Linked DNA regions of Homo sapiens: all the other regions are linked to region 2. The links are chromatin loops, found by intact Hi-C in ENCODE. Cell type or tissue: heart left ventricle. All regions are shown on one strand.

The links. Hi-C counts contacts between places; a loop is a spot of excess contacts. Peaks named below come from ENCODE experiments on the same cell type or tissue, not always from the same donor. Only the 100,000 strongest peaks of a DNase experiment are listed, where the experiment ranks them.
Region 1: a loop joins it to region 2, with 4 times the contacts of the local background. A loop is called at or near these places in 38 of 110 quality-filtered maps.
Region 3: a loop joins it to region 2, with 2.4 times the contacts of the local background. A loop is called at or near these places in 39 of 110 quality-filtered maps.

What each region holds. Positions count from the first base shown.
Region 1 is chr1:184,880,367-184,885,366 of GRCh38, reverse strand. NIBAN1 (niban apoptosis regulator 1) reads left to right here. Exons shown (of 14, transcript NM_052966.4): 5 at 567-734. Among named protein-coding and RNA genes, the nearest start is that of NIBAN1, 92 kb to the left of the region's middle. In heart left ventricle, no CTCF peak of the experiment used is centred here; no DNase peak of the experiment used is centred here; H3K27ac peaks cover 3,012 bases.
Region 2 is chr1:184,972,364-184,977,363 of GRCh38, reverse strand. NIBAN1 (niban apoptosis regulator 1) reads left to right here and starts at 2,856. Exons shown (of 14, transcript NM_052966.4): 1 at 2,856-3,062. The coding sequence starts at 3,008. RefSeq lists a silencer at 3,072-3,391 and an enhancer at 3,502-3,671. In heart left ventricle, no CTCF peak of the experiment used is centred here; DNase peaks (open chromatin) are centred at 2,913, 3,263 and 3,573; H3K4me3 peaks cover 2,786 bases; H3K27ac peaks cover 2,724 bases.
Region 3 is chr1:184,889,655-184,894,654 of GRCh38, reverse strand. It overlaps NIBAN1 (niban apoptosis regulator 1), which reads left to right. Exons shown (of 14, transcript NM_052966.4): 3 at 449-580; 4 at 4,433-4,547. Among named protein-coding and RNA genes, the nearest start is that of NIBAN1, 82 kb to the left of the region's middle. In heart left ventricle, no CTCF peak of the experiment used is centred here; no DNase peak of the experiment used is centred here; H3K4me3 peaks cover 612 bases; H3K27ac peaks cover 4,231 bases.

The DNA of each region.
Region 1 (5,000 bases), 92 kb after region 2:
CCTGTCTCTACAAATAATACAAAAAAACTAGCCGGGTGCGGTGGCTTATGCCTGTAATCCCAGCTACTCGAGAGGCTGAGGCGGGCAGATCACTTGAGGTCAGGAGCCTGGCCAACAAGGTGAAACCCTGTCTCTACTAAAAAGACAAAAATTAGCTGGAGGTGGTGGTATGCGCCTATAATCCCAGCTACTCAGGAGGCTGAGGCAGGAGAATCATTTGAATCTGGGAGGTGGAGGTTGCAGTGAGCAAAGATTGTGCCACTGTACTCCAGCCTGGGTGACAGAGCGAGACTCTGTCTCAAAAAAGAGAAAAAATTGTGTTCCTGGTATCCTCACTGTCCCTGTGATGTTGGGTAGGAGGCCAGGCAGACCGCAGTGGGACAGGGGAAGCTGGTGGAGGGATGCCAGAGGAGCCAGTGCTCCCAGTTTCCCTATCCTGTGAAAATATCTCACCAACTTTCCATCCCATGGCCTGCCCCAGATAGTCACCCTCACGACCTGAAACACACATTTGAAATAAAAGATACATGTTTTAAAAGGTATTTGTGTTTTCAATATTTCTTTAGCCTCCAGTGAGAAGGAGAACACTCAGCCCTTTGTGGTCCTGCCCAAGGAATTCCCAGTGTACCTGTGGCAGCCCTTCTTCAGACACGGCTACTTCTGCTTCCACGAGGCTGCTGACCAGAAGAGGTTTAGTGCCCTCCTGAGTGACTGCGTCAGGCATCTCAATCATGGTATGGCGCGGCTCCCCTCTCATCCCCGGGGCGGGAAGTGGGGCAGCCCTCGCTGAGTTGTTCTGGTCCATCATCTATTGCAGTGATTCTTAGAAAGAGCCACAGATGAGCCAAGTGCGGTGGCTCATGCCTGTAATCCCAGCACTTTGGGAAGCTGAGGCCAGCAAATCACAAGGTCAGGAGTTCGAGACCAGCCTGACCAATATGGTGAAATCCCATCTCTACTAAAAATACAAAAAAATATAGCTGGACGTGGTGGTGGGCACCTGTAATCCCAGCTACTTGGGAGGCTGAGGCAGGAGAATTACTTGAACCCGGGAGGCAGAGGCTGTGGTGAGCCGAGATCGCGCCACTGCACTCCAGCCCAGATGACAGTGCAAGACTCCATCTCAAAAAAAAAAAAAAAAAAAAAAAAAAGAGCCACAGATGGTGCTGCCCAGGGAAGAAGAGGGAAACAGGTAAAGGGAGAGTTCTGTGCACAAGGAGCCTCACCTGCTTGCTGGTTTTCAGGCAGGCCTGGGAGGCCCCGGTGAAGCAGAACATGGGGCAGTTATCTGGCTGCAAGTTGGGGGGTGTCACATTCTGACTGTCCTGAGTTTATTCATGTAGACCATTTTGCATATACTTCACTCTCCTTCTTCCTGATTTAAAAAAATCTAAATGCCAGCAAGAACATGCCAGTTTTCCCTGGCAAATGCTAGTCTTTTTGACATTTCCTTTTTATTTTCACCTTTATTTCTGAATAACAGTTACTCAGTTAAGATGAGTGGCACGGTCCGTGGTAATCTAGTATTTGTTTCTGGATCAGTGTTTCTTAAAACTTTAGGGCTCATAAGAATCACCAGGAGAACTTAATTAAAACACACATTCTTAGGCTTCACCCCCAGATATTCTGACTCACTGGGTACACCGTGGGGCCTGGACTTGGCTTTTCTAGCACACGGCCGAGTGGCACTGATGCTGCTGGTTCGCGAACCACCCTTGGGGTGGTGTTGCTTCAGGCCACTTTGCCTCCAGGCATGGACTTAAGCAATGTGACATCAATAGTAAAAGAGACTTCTCATTCCAATATGTGATGTTTTTGATATACTGAGGTGAATGCTGGTTTTTCTGGACTCCACAAAGTCTTCAGTTACAGATAACTGCGCTCTTTGTTCTTGGCACTTGGAAAGGCAGCCAGTCTAAGAGTACTGAGGGCTTACTCTGTGCCAGCCTCTACGTAGGTGTTAGGAAGAGAGTAATGAAGCATACAGAGTTCCTGTCTCTGGGAGTTGAAATTCAAACAGGGAGGATGGATAAACACCCACCAATTATCATTTGAAAGTTATCACAGTTAATGGGTTAAAGAGCAACGAGAGGTTACTAACTAGTGAAGAAAGGAGTGCCGAACTTTCAGCTCTCCAGGGGAGTCCTGTATGAGCAGGTGACATTTGAGCTGAGTCACCTCACCCATTGTGCCTTTATTTCCTAATATGGTTAATTTCACTGTATACTTATTTTAAAATTCAGAGGTTTCCCTGAGAGTGTCAGTCCCACAGAGTGAGAGTCACTAGTGATGCATCTCAACTAACTCTTGGTTTTAGCTGTGTATTGATGGGGACTCACGGAAAAAGATAAGGTCAGTCTGTTTTGCCACAGCAACCCTGAGTAACATTCATCATCATACTGGATCATAACTAGTTAGGAACTTTTTTAAAAAAATGATACCCTTATTAAAATCTTGCCTTGTGTTTTTGATGTTCTAGAGACAAAAAATTGCCCAGCACTGACTGCACCCTTTAGCTCATTTTCCACTACACTTGCCCGTCTGTGTTTAGGGCCTCGGTCTAGTAGGAACATGCAGTTGGCACTCAGCACAGGAACTGCGAAGTTTCACTGAGTGCAGAATGCTCCCTGCCCAGCCAAATGGGACTTACTGCATTCCCCCTTTCATGTACATAATAGGACTTTCTCTGAGGAGTTTTTGGATGTTATGTAGCCTGCATTTAGACTCCATTTATGGAAGATTTCAGCCCATTCAAAACCCCACTCTGCTCTCCAGTATGTTATCAAAGGCACCAAGATAATGAGGTCTAGTCATATTTCCTTGGTTCTGTGTCACATTCCTCTGCCCAGAAACTGTTTTATCCTCGCTGAGGCTTTATGTGGACTTAATTTGGCATAACTTCCAGTAGCTCCAGTCAGAACCAGAAGCTGTGATAACATTGTAGGGAACAGTCCTTGACTATCATGGGCCAAGGAGCAGACCTTTCTTTTCTCGCCTCTTTTTCTGTTTTTGACAGCATGATGTACCACTCATCTTTATTGTGTCACATTTTCTGTTCTAGTCTCTGCCTGTTACTCATTGTATTATTTTGAGTAAACCAGAAACAGGCTTTCACAAGCTGCCACTTAACCACTTTTTCCCATAATTACCCAAAAAGTTAAGAAATATAGTTAAAATTAGGGCTGGGATAAGGGCCAGAAACCCTGAGGTGGCTGCTGGGAGCCTGCTATCCTCTACCCGCATGCAGATGAGGAAGGGCTGTCAGCCTGCTGTGGCCATTGTTTCATTGACTCTCAGGCCACCGTGCTTCTCTGTTGAGAACCGGGTCCTAGGCATTCTAGTATCAGAGGCGTGTGAACCAGAGCAACTCCATCTTAAACAGGAGCTGGAAATGAGGCTGAAACTTACTGGGCTGCATTCCCAGATGGTTAAGGCATTCTAAGTCACAGGATGAGATAGGTCAGCACAAAATGCAGGTCATAAACACCTTGTTAATAAAACAGGTTGCAGTAAAGGAGCCAGCCCAAACCCACCAAAACTAAAATTGCAATGAGAGTGACCTCTGGTCATCCTCACTGCTACACTCCCACCAGTGCCATGACAGTTTACAAATACCATGGCAACGTCAGGAAGTTACCCTACATGGTCTAAAAAGGGGAGGCGTAAATAATCCACCCCTTGTTTAGCATATCATCAAGAAATAACCATAAAAATGGGCAACCAGCAGCCCTCTGGGCTGCTCTGTCTATGGAGCAGCCATTCTTTTATTCCTTAATAAACTTGCTTTCCCTTTGCACTGTGCACTCGCCCTGAATTCTTTCTTGCGCGAGATCCAAGAACCCTCTCTTGGGATCTGGATCGGGACCCCTTTCCTGTAACGCTAGCAGCTGATGCTAGGCATGTTGATCTCGCTTGGGGTTCCAGGACATGTCTCCTAGCACTCAAATTCCACCACAACCTAGCCCACTTGCGCCAGAAGTGTTGGGTCTGAATTTGGCTACATTTTCATGTTCATTCATTCTGAATCTAGAACCCCCTTGTCCTGCTTTTCCTTATAGGGTGGGCGTTTCCTATTTAACCCTGATGAAGGGCCTGATTATGCCCTGTTCTCCAACAGTAAGGCTAGCTCCTAAGGTAGGTAAGGGCCAGTAGAGAGCTCTATGTTTCTCCCTCCTTCAAAAGAGAGAGCAGCCTTTAGGAGCCTCAAAGATTATTTTGTATCCTAAGGAGAATAAAGGTTGTGTGTGTGTGTGTGTGTGTGTGTGCATGCTCACATGTGCACTTTCATGGGTGTTTTGCTTTTATTTAGTTTTGGCACCTCTTCATTGGGCAGGCATAAGAAAATCCCACAAGATTAATCCTTAGTAAAACATCCCACTCCACCTCACTGGACTAAATGTCAAGCCAACTGTATAGTATGATCCTAGAATAGTAGCTGCTGTCCTCTGTCCCTTTTGGAGTCACACTGTAATCCCTTGTCTCTGATCAGGGAAGGCTGTGGTTCTGAATGTCTGCTGCCACAAACTGAGACTTATATAAAGCCAAGATGTTCTGAGACAGTCCTGTTGTCCAAAATGCAATCCTATTCTTCAGAACTTTAGTTTGCAAAATACGATTGTAGTTATGGGTTATAGTTAAAGCTCCTGACAATACAGAGGGCTGAACACATGCGATATGGAATAATGATCATTATCGATGCAAGTCTGTTCTTCCAGCTCAGGATAATCATTTCTTGGCATGTAAATGTGCAGGAAGAAGAAAAAGTGTTCCTGGAGGAGGAATAGGATATGGGAGGGCCAGGAAGTAAGATAGAGTATGGACCATTAAAGGAACAGGAAGAATTTTGTGTGACTGGTGCTTAGAGAGGAGAGAGGAAGATGGGCAGGATCCATGCTATAAGGGGCTTTGTGATGCATATTAGGAACTTGGACTCTATTATAACAGCAATAGGAAGCCATTAGGATTTTAAGTAAATGAGCAACTTCATCAGATATTCACTT
Region 2 (5,000 bases):
TGTAATCCCAGCACTTTGAGAGGCCGAGGCGGGCGAATCATGAGGTCAAGAGATCGAGACCATCCTGGCCAAAATGGTGAAACCCCATCTCTATTAAAAATACAAAATTAGCTGGGTGTGGTGGCACACGCCTGTAGTCCCATCTACTCAGGAGGCTGAGGCAGGAGAATCCCTTGAACTCAAGAGGCAGAGGTTGCAGTGAGCCGAGGTAGCGGCACTGCACTCCAGCCTGGTGACAGAGCAAGACTCCGTCTAAAAAAAAAGAAAAAAGAAGGGGTCGAGTTTCAATCACCTGCATATGGCTAGCCAGTTATTCCAGCACCATTTATTGAATAGGGAGAGTCCTTTCCCCATTGCTTTTGTCAGCTTTGTTGAAGATCAGATGGTTGTAGGTGTGCACCTTTATTTCTGGTTTATTTCTCTATTCTGTTCCATTGGTCTATGTATCTGTTTTTGTCCAATATTTTTGGTATACTGTTTTTGTACCAGCATTATGCTGTTTTGGTGACTGTACCCTTCTAGTATAGTTTGAAGTCAGATCATGCCATGCCAACAGCTTTGTTCTTTTTGCTTAGGATTGCACTAGCTATTCAGGCTCTTTTTTAGTTTCATCTGAATTTTAGAATAGTTTTTTTCTAATTCTGTGAGGCATGTCTTTGGTAGTTTGATAGGAAGAGCTTTGAATCTGTACATTGCTCTGGGCAGTATGACCATTTTAACAATATTGATTCTTCTTATCTATGAGCATTGAATGTTTTTCCATTTGTTTGTGTGAATCCATCTTTGTACTCTGTTTCATCCGTGAATATTTACAAATGAGTGGATAAGGGTAGATGAGGATAATCAGTCCTTTCTCAGAGTATTCCTGAAGTAGAGGTGACAAGCTAAAACTACACTTCTGGCAGGAGATCCAAGCTAGTTTTCTTCAATAACAATAACAGTATTCTGAGGCACAGTTATAGCAATTTATATAGTCAAAGAAATTACTTCTCCAAGAAGATACACTTAATTCTAGGAGCCAACTAGAGTATTGAGAGAAGAGTTCAACACTAAATATTTTAAATCATTGAGTTGTTATCTGGAAATGCTTGAGATCACAGTTTTTGTTGAGTACAGATTTTTACATTTTATTTTTCATTCATTCACTTATTCAGTGGTTATCTACTGGACACCTACTACATGCTAGGTGCTCTTCTAGGCATTTGAAATACAGCAGAGGACAGAATAGACAAAAAAATCCCTGCCATAAGAGGAAAAATAATAATAAAAAAGGAAACAGAAATTTTGAGGGAAAAAGCCCCAAGAAACAACAATAACAACAAAGAAAATCCCTGATCTTATAGAGTTTACATCGCAGTGGGGGAAGATAGACAAAGAAATATGTGTTAGATGATACTAAGTGATATGAAACAGAAATAATGAAGAGCAAGTGGCAGAGAGAGGTGATGGCTGGTGTTCCTGGGTCAAGGAGAACCTCTCTGAATTACTAGCATTAAAGTGGAGGCTTGAATGAAATGACTGAGAGAGTAACCTATGTGAATATCTGAAGGAAGAGCATCCTACAGAAATGAAAAACAAGTGCAAAGGCCCTGAGCTTGATGTGTCTCAGAAAGAGTAAAAAAAAAGGCTAGTAGGGCTGGAACAGAGAGAACAAGGAGTGGTGGTAGAGAAGATCACAGAGGAAACTCCACCTAGGCCCTGATAGACGTCGTGGCTTTTCTCTGAAGAAGGTAGATCAGTTAGGCAGCTAGTGTAATGAATAAGGTGAGGAATGATATGGGATGTCAGTAGAGGGGATGAGAATTGGTTGGCTATTGGACATATTTAAAAGCTGAATTGACAGGATTTACTGACAGATTGGAATGTAGAGTGTGAGAGATTGGGTGTGAGTGTGATGAAATAATTGTGTTAAAGTGCAAGTTAGCTAATAGGGAAGGCGGGGGTGTGTGGGAAAGCCTTCAAAGTCCTCCTCAGGCCTGGTTCTAGTGTATACAGACCATTTGACCTTGAGGTTAAGTCAATAGGAGTCGCAAAATAACTGACTACTAAGAATAGGATGAAATCAGCGGTGACCCCTCTGCCCAAGTGGGTCTTGTTCCGAGAGGCTGCCAAGCTAAATAGTGGTTGTGGGAAAAGAACAAATATCTTTTCTAATGATTGATTTCCAGTTAAGGAGAGGAATGGAAAGTAAAGGGGTAAGGACAGACGTTCATCAAGTCTTAGGAAGTTTCAGGGCTGGGAGTATATTGCAGGACCAAGCCTTAGTTTTTCCCTGTCTTTCCATTTTTTTTTCTCTTTCCTTTTTTCCTCATTTCCCCACTCCCTCCTTGGTCCAGGTTCTCGCCTGCAGAAAGGTATAGTTTACCTCTAGTTCTCAAACTTCAGCGGGCATCAGAATTCCCTGGAGGGTTTGTGCAAACACAGATTGCTGGGCTCCACTCCCACAGATTCTAAGTGTGTGTGTGTCTGTGTGTGTGTAGAGGGGTGGTGGACGAAAGCGCTGAGATTTTGTATTTCTAACAGGCTCCCAGGTAATGCTTGGGAAGAACTGTTGCTTCTTGGACAGCAACACTTACAAGGCAACGTGATCTTGAGCTCCACCTCGAAGGATGTGAGCTGGGAAAGTTCCAGCTCACAGAGATTTAGTCACTTGAGAAATGGTCCACTTCCTCCAAGGTGTTTCTTGGATGCCCCAAAGGGATGAAAACAAGAAGTGACCGTGGGCGAGGAGGAGGAGCTGGCCGACCTCCTCGGTTGCCAGCCCGTCGGAGCTCACCAGCTAGGCGAGGGCGGGAAGACAGCCCCCGGGCCGGCCCACGGATCATCAGAAGGCGCGGACCTGGAGGAGGCGCCCCAGAAGGCGACGCCTCTTGCCTCCTGTCTCTCGCCTCTCGAAGGAAGTTTGCTCTTAATTTCAGAGCCGGGTTCGCCGTCGGATCAACCTCCAGGAGCTAGCAGCGGGCGCGGACCGGGCAGTTTCCGCGCTCAGCACAGGCAGCTCGCGGTCATGGGCGGCTCAGCCTCCAGCCAGCTGGACGAGGGCAAGTGCGCTTACATCCGAGGTACGCCCGCCCGCCCGGGGGCCTGGGGAGCACCCTGACCCGTGCACCAGGCTGGCTGCCGCGGTCGGGGCCCCAAGGGGCGCGCCCCGGGCCCTCTCCCTGTAGCGCGCGGGGATCCCCGACCGCAGCCCGCCCGCGCGAGTCGGGTTTCCTGCCCCAGCCGGCGCGCTCCGGCGCGGGTGTGGACCGGGGACCGGGAGGGCTTGGGAGCGAGGCAGGTGCAGGATGCGGGTGGGGACGCCGGCGCCTTCGCCGCTCCCGCCGCCTCGGGGTCAGTGCCGCCCCCGCCCGGCGCACTTCGCCCTCCAGTACCTGCCCTGGACTGAGTTCTGAGCGGTTTCTGAACTGGCCGCCAAGAGAGCAGCGGGGATATCCCGCGTTTCTAGAGATACCCCTGGGGATTCCCGGCAGCTAAAGCAGAATTTCCCTCTTAGTAATGTTGGCCTGGCTTTGGAAAGCGCGGCGTTGGCCGCAGCTTCGCTCGCACTTCATCCTAGCACTTGCAGGATGATTTCATCAGCGGCAAAAAGGACAATGTCATGCCGTTCCCTTCCCGCCCCGGAGAGGGGCGAAGCAAAAGAGGAACACTGGCGTGCTTTGTAACTGCCCGAAAGTTACAGATGGGGAGAAACTCATTTAGGGAGACCCTCAGAGATGTGGGGACTCAGTAGAGAGCGTGAGGCTGCAAAACAAACAAAACAAAACCCAAACCGAACTGAAACTGCAGGAAGTCCTGACTCGTTATCTCCTTTATTTCCTGGGCGTATTTGGCCTCCCCTCTTCTCACCCCCCACCCCAAACTTGCCTTCAACCGCTACCTAACATTTGGTTATCTTACCAATTTACTGTCTTTCCCCCGCCCCGCCGCCAGATCCCCCACCCTCGGCTTCAGAAATATCTTCCAGACTATGTATTAAACTCTAGGTTTATTTGGCCCTTGAATCCTTTCCTAAGAGGAAATCATTTATTTGGTGTTCTTATTCCACATTTGTTTTCAGTCACCACAACATTTAAGACCGTTTTAAAAAGATATCAAATCAGGGTACGTGAAGAGCAACGGAGCTGATTTTACAGATTCCTGCTCTGGTGCTTTTGGAGGTAAAAGATCCTCAACAACCTGTACTGTCAGGGGATAACACTTGGTCAAGTATCTCTTTGCTTTTGTTTGTTAAAGGGGAAAAGACGGATGATTTATTTATATTAGTAAAAGAGCTGAACTAAGCTTAAAAGAAATAAATGAAGCCTGCCTTAGTCTTAAAAATGTGGCTACATGCTTGTGTTACCAGTGTATAGGGACTGAAAGGGCAATCAACAGAACGTAGTGAGAAAGGGCTTGCATTTGAATGTTAGCAAAGTTGTGTTTAAGGCATTTATATAAGACTTTATTTCACTGGAAAGCTTAGGAGCACCTAATGTGGACGCATGGCCAAGTACACTAATCATTTGAAGTTAAGCAATGTGAAGGATTAACATGCTTAAAGAAGACTTCCTGGCCGTGCCATTTGTTGCTATTGATGCAAACATTGTACTCAGATAATAAGAAAATGCTATTAATTTCTTTATTCTGAAAGCTATTAAATTATTACATATACAAAAGTACGAGGGAGTTAGGGCAGATGAAGAACTTGTAATGCAAGTGTTTGAATGAGTAAACCTATAGCATATGGTGTGACAGTCATTACATTTCCCAGTCTTGTTCAGCTTTCTCTCTTCATTCTATATTCAGGAGGGCACTTGCAAGGTATGTGTAGTGGGAGAGGGAAGAGAAGAGTTAAAGTTAGAATACCTCCAGGGAAAAAGACTCATCACTTCATGTGAGAATGCTAGTCTTGCCAAAAGAGAAAAGAACCTTGGAAAAATGCATGGTGTTGTACATTGTTAGTGCATGAGCAAATGAGGGTCACAGGGCTGTGATTTCCTGATGGTTTTGAAGCCCAG
Region 3 (5,000 bases), 83 kb after region 2:
AATGGATAGGGGAACGGTCTGTTAATTCTCCCGCTTTGCGGGGATTAACCCTGAGTCATGTTCAGGGTGTCCAGGTAGGTATCCACACTTACACTTTCCTGCCTCACTCCCTCTCTCCCATAGAGTTTATCAAGCATTTATTGAGTGCCACATGCATGCAAGGCATAATAACCTTATTACTATAATTCCTTCTACCATATGCTTCTGTTCCTATAGCATAATAGAGGGAAATGAAAATCATAAAAATACCAATAAGACAAATATTTACATTGGGTCAAGTGGAGTAGGAAAGGGAAATTGTGGGGGGAGAGGAGGAAGCAACAGTTTCCCCAGGATCTCAGTGGAAGATAGTTTCCTAAACTATTCCTTGAAATAGCATGGATAACTTTGTGGTAACAAGGTGTGTTATCTTTTGTTGTGATAGTTAATTGTATTCATCTTCTTTAAGCCACCATTGGCGCCTGGAACTATTTTGTATGAAGCAGAGCTATCACAATTTTCTGAAGACATAAAGAAGTGGAAGGAGAGATACGTTGTAGTTAAAAATGATTATGCTGTGGAGAGCTATGAGAATAAAGAGGTAAGACACTTCTTTGTTACTACTGATTCTTACACTGTTCTTAAAAGTTTGGCTCGGTTGATTGGTGTGCCCTCTCCTTCCTACAAGGCTATACTAACAAAATCAGCATGGTACTGGTACAAAAATAGAGACTGATTCATTCAATAAGCACTCATTCATGTAGGTATCTATTTCAGCTAACAGATACTGATTGAATGCCTACTGCATACCAAGTGTTATACAAGGTTCTGGGTATACAGCAGTTGATAAGACAGATGCTTGCCGTCTAGTGGCAAGATAGACTTTGAACAAGTGATTGCAAGTGAGTATGAAGACAGAAGGACCAGTATTTGGCATGGGAGCCTTTCCTATGATCATTCAGCCTTGAGGTCTTTCTCAGCCACCATCCTGACATCTCTGCTCTATGTCTCTGTCTTCCCACTCTGAAGCCCTGTGCATGACAGGTGGCTCAGGAGTTATTTCATAGGTTGCTATTAAATTTGAATCTGCCTGGGTTTTCCTGGGTTCCTAGGAATTCAGAATGCCTCACATACTTTATTTCCATGGAGGTATTTTTTTTTCATTTAACTTTTTTCTGGTTATTTCACTATTTTCCTTGTCTGTAAAATGTGGAGAAAGTGAGATAATGGGTGTAAAGCATTCAGCCCCTGGGAGGACTTTAGTTTTTATTGGTTCCCATTTCTTTCCTTATGTAGGAAGGTAGTGTGGTATAGGGGAAAGAATAGCAGGCAGTGAATTTGGCAAACTAAAGGTTAGGTCAAGTTGTGCCATTAACTAGAAATGAACCTGTTGACAAGTGACTTCTTGCCTTCAGTCCTCAATTAAGCTAAACAGTTAGGTCAAATGATCCCACTATCCTCCCAGATCTCATACTGTACACATTTTTTAGTCTGCATAGACCCTCAAGCTCCCTTTGAAATGAACAGCTACTATTTATCAGTGAACGACAGTAACAGATTTAAAACTCTGCTCTCTGGCCTCTAAGCTCAAGAATAGTCAAGATGGCGAGGTGCAGTAGCTCATGCCTGTAATCCCAGCACTTTGGGAGGCCAAGGCAGGTGGATCACCCGAGGTCAGGAGTTAGAGACCAGCATGGCCAACATGATGAAACCTCATCTCTACTAAAAATACAAAAATTAGCTGGGCATGCTGGTGCATGCCTGTAGTCTCAGATACTCAAGAGGGTGAGGCAGGAGAATCACTTGAACTCGGGAGGTTGAGGTTGCAGTGAGCTGAGATCACCCCAATGCACTCCAGCCTGGGTGACAGAGTGAGACTCTATCTCAAAAAAAATAAAAAAAGAGTAGTCAAGATAGTCTTCACAGAGCACTGTGAGGACTACACCTGATGCTAGGAAGAGGCTTCAGACTGACAGACCAATCTGTTTCCTTCCCATTTCTGATGGAAAATAGAAATAAAATATACTACAAACTTATTTCACAGGCTACCAGGCAAAGCTCAAGTGCTCTCTTGGGTAGACTTACTCTTTTCAACATTTATTAAGCTAATATTTTCTCTGCTTATCAATATTAGGATTTTATTCAACACTTAATTTGTACTCAGCAACAAAGTATCAATACACTACAAATAGTGATGATAATAACAAGACACCTTATGTTTTGTATGACTCATTACAACGTCCTTTCAGAGGAGCTTGAGGAGGGACAGTGTAGCATAATATGGTTCATACTATGGGCTTTGACTCATACCTTTACCACTTACTAGATAGGCGCCCTTGCCTAAGCTATAAATCTTGAGCCTCAGTTTTCTCATCTGTAAAATGAGATCTGCGTGATTTCTTTGCCATGGTGTTGAGAGGAGTAAGTGAATGAATGTACGGAAGCATTTAGCATATGGCTGGGCCTGTGGTAAAGCTAGAGCTGGGTGTGGAGCAGTTGCTGGTATGATTACTACTAACCCATTGGGAAGAAACAGCCCTAGATCTTGTTCTTGGATTTATTAAAGTTTTTCACTGCATTTAACACTAACTGAGGTTTCATTTTGAATCAAATGTTGGTGTTTTTCCTCTTTTCACTTATTTCAGCTTGCTCTCTCAGCTTGCAGTTTGTACATTGCACTGCTTTTTCTTTGTTCATCGTTTTTAACTGAACCTGTTCAAATTGTTAAGATATGGTGACTTAATTTGGTAATAACCAAGTGTTTTTTGAAACTTGGAATTCTTTTAAAGTCCACGCAGTTTGTCATAATTTCTTGAAGTTTTAATAATATCTTCTTTTTTTAATTTATGGAAGTATCTTATAAAATTATATCTAAGAATTATGCATTAAGTACCTGTAAGTCATCTATTATTTTATTTAGAGTCCAATTCTGGCTGGCAATTAAACAGGAAAAGTAAAACATTCTCACTTGATAATCAGTTTCTATTTTGTGTGCACTGGGGCTGGACAGGCATGAATATAAATCCTGGATGTGTCACCTACTCACTGCTGGGCCATGGGCAAGTTATTCAGTCTCTTTGAGCTTCATGTTTCCCATTTGAAAAATGGAGATAACATGTAATGCATAGTACTGTTTTGAGGATTAAGTGGTATAATGCTTATAAAAGCCAATATTGGGGCCTGTTATAACTAGTAATACAATTCACTTTTGAGTCCAGTCTAAATCAAATTGCTTGTAAATCTTCTTAATATCATACAAGTTTAGATTCTTCTCTCAACATTATTGTTTCACTATAATGTAGCTCTGTGGGAGTTCTTAGAGCTGTAAGGTATTATTTCATGGGGAGCCCTCAATTATGTATAGATCCTCCTTCCTGGGTTAATCATTTATTCAGAAGAGTCCTCCAATCGTCTTTCTTAGGATGAATAGGTCAGGCTGCCAGAATTCTGTGTTAGTGGGTATATTCTGGTTCCCTCACATGCTTAAGCAGTTGATTAGTCGTTGTTACAAGTAATTTAGATATCTGAGAGTTTGTTTCATTTGGATCTCTTCACTATCTTATTGCTGCAGAACGTGTTATCGTTACTCTGATTATGTTGGTCAGATCAACATTATTTAGTCATTTCCAAGAGTAAATTCTAGATTTTGGGTCTCAAACTTTCTTAGTTTCAATTCTCAACTTGCCTTTAGATTACTAGTTTCAGAATTTTGCCTTGACTTAAGCCCTCCCGTCAGATGCACATACTTAAATGTTATCTTATCTGCATGTCCTTGTGGGCATAGGTGCTTACCAAACTGCTTTGGCAATGCCCTGTGCCTCTTTTCTGTGTCTCAAATAGCAGAGCTTCTTGTCTGCTGGCCAGCATTTGTTCTGATGTCACAGTGCTGTACTTCCATCTCAACCATTTTGCTGCAAAACAGTTTCACATCTGAGGGCAAAATAGTGGCATATTTTATGCCAACATTTTCATGTTTTGATGAAAATCCATGGTAACTATCATTGCAGCTACGTGTTCCACAGTCTCATTAGTCATCCTATGTGGCCCACATCAGTCACCAAGCATTCTGTGCAGTATTTGTGTGATCGTCACCTTTGTGGTTATTATCAGAATGATTTAGTTGTTAGCATCTGAAATGGCAAATGTGGTGCAGACTTTCAGGGTTACTGAGATTATGTTTTCCACATTCGAGAACATACCTAGGGTAAATCTCCCTGAGATTAGGGACTCTGATTTACCATGTTGTGACTGTCACATGAAAGTATTAAAATATTACCTTGCCATTAGCAGGTATTCAAAACATATTTTTTGAGTAAATGACTATAACTCAATAACATAGTATGGGGATTGCTATCTCTGAATGTCTGAATCTGTCTATTTGTTATATCCCTGATATTTTCCAAAAATCAAATGGGGAAAAAGATATCATTCCTGTGTGCCTTTCCCTCCCCAGGCCTATCAGAGAGGAGCTGCTCCTAAATGTCGAATTCTTCCAGCCGGTGGCAAGGTGTTAACCTCAGAAGATGAATATAATCTGTTGTCTGACAGGCATTTCCCAGACCCTCTTGGTGAGTTGCTGATCATTCTTTTCCAAGGCAAAATGACTAAGCTTCTTTGTTTAGCTGGAGCAGTGTTTCTCTGTGAAGGAGAGGGATTTCCCTCCAGGGACATTTGGCAGCATCTGGAGACATTTTTGTTTGTCACAATTGGAATCGGGGTGCTATGGCATTTAGTGAATAGAGGCCAGGGATGCTACAAAACATCCTACCATGCACAGGACAGACCCTAACAAGGAAGAGTTATCTGGTACAAAGTATCAGTAGTGCCAAGGTTGAGAAACCCTGGGCTAGTCACTCATGTCCCATAGACAAGTGGAAGATGTGATTTCTCTAGTTGAGGAAAACATTTTACCACTTCCATTATTTCTAATCCCATTCAATAATACACAGTCAGTCTCTGTGTTTCTAGCACATGGAAAATGTGCTGTCAGCCAGGTATCTTGAAGCTTTTGGAATATATTG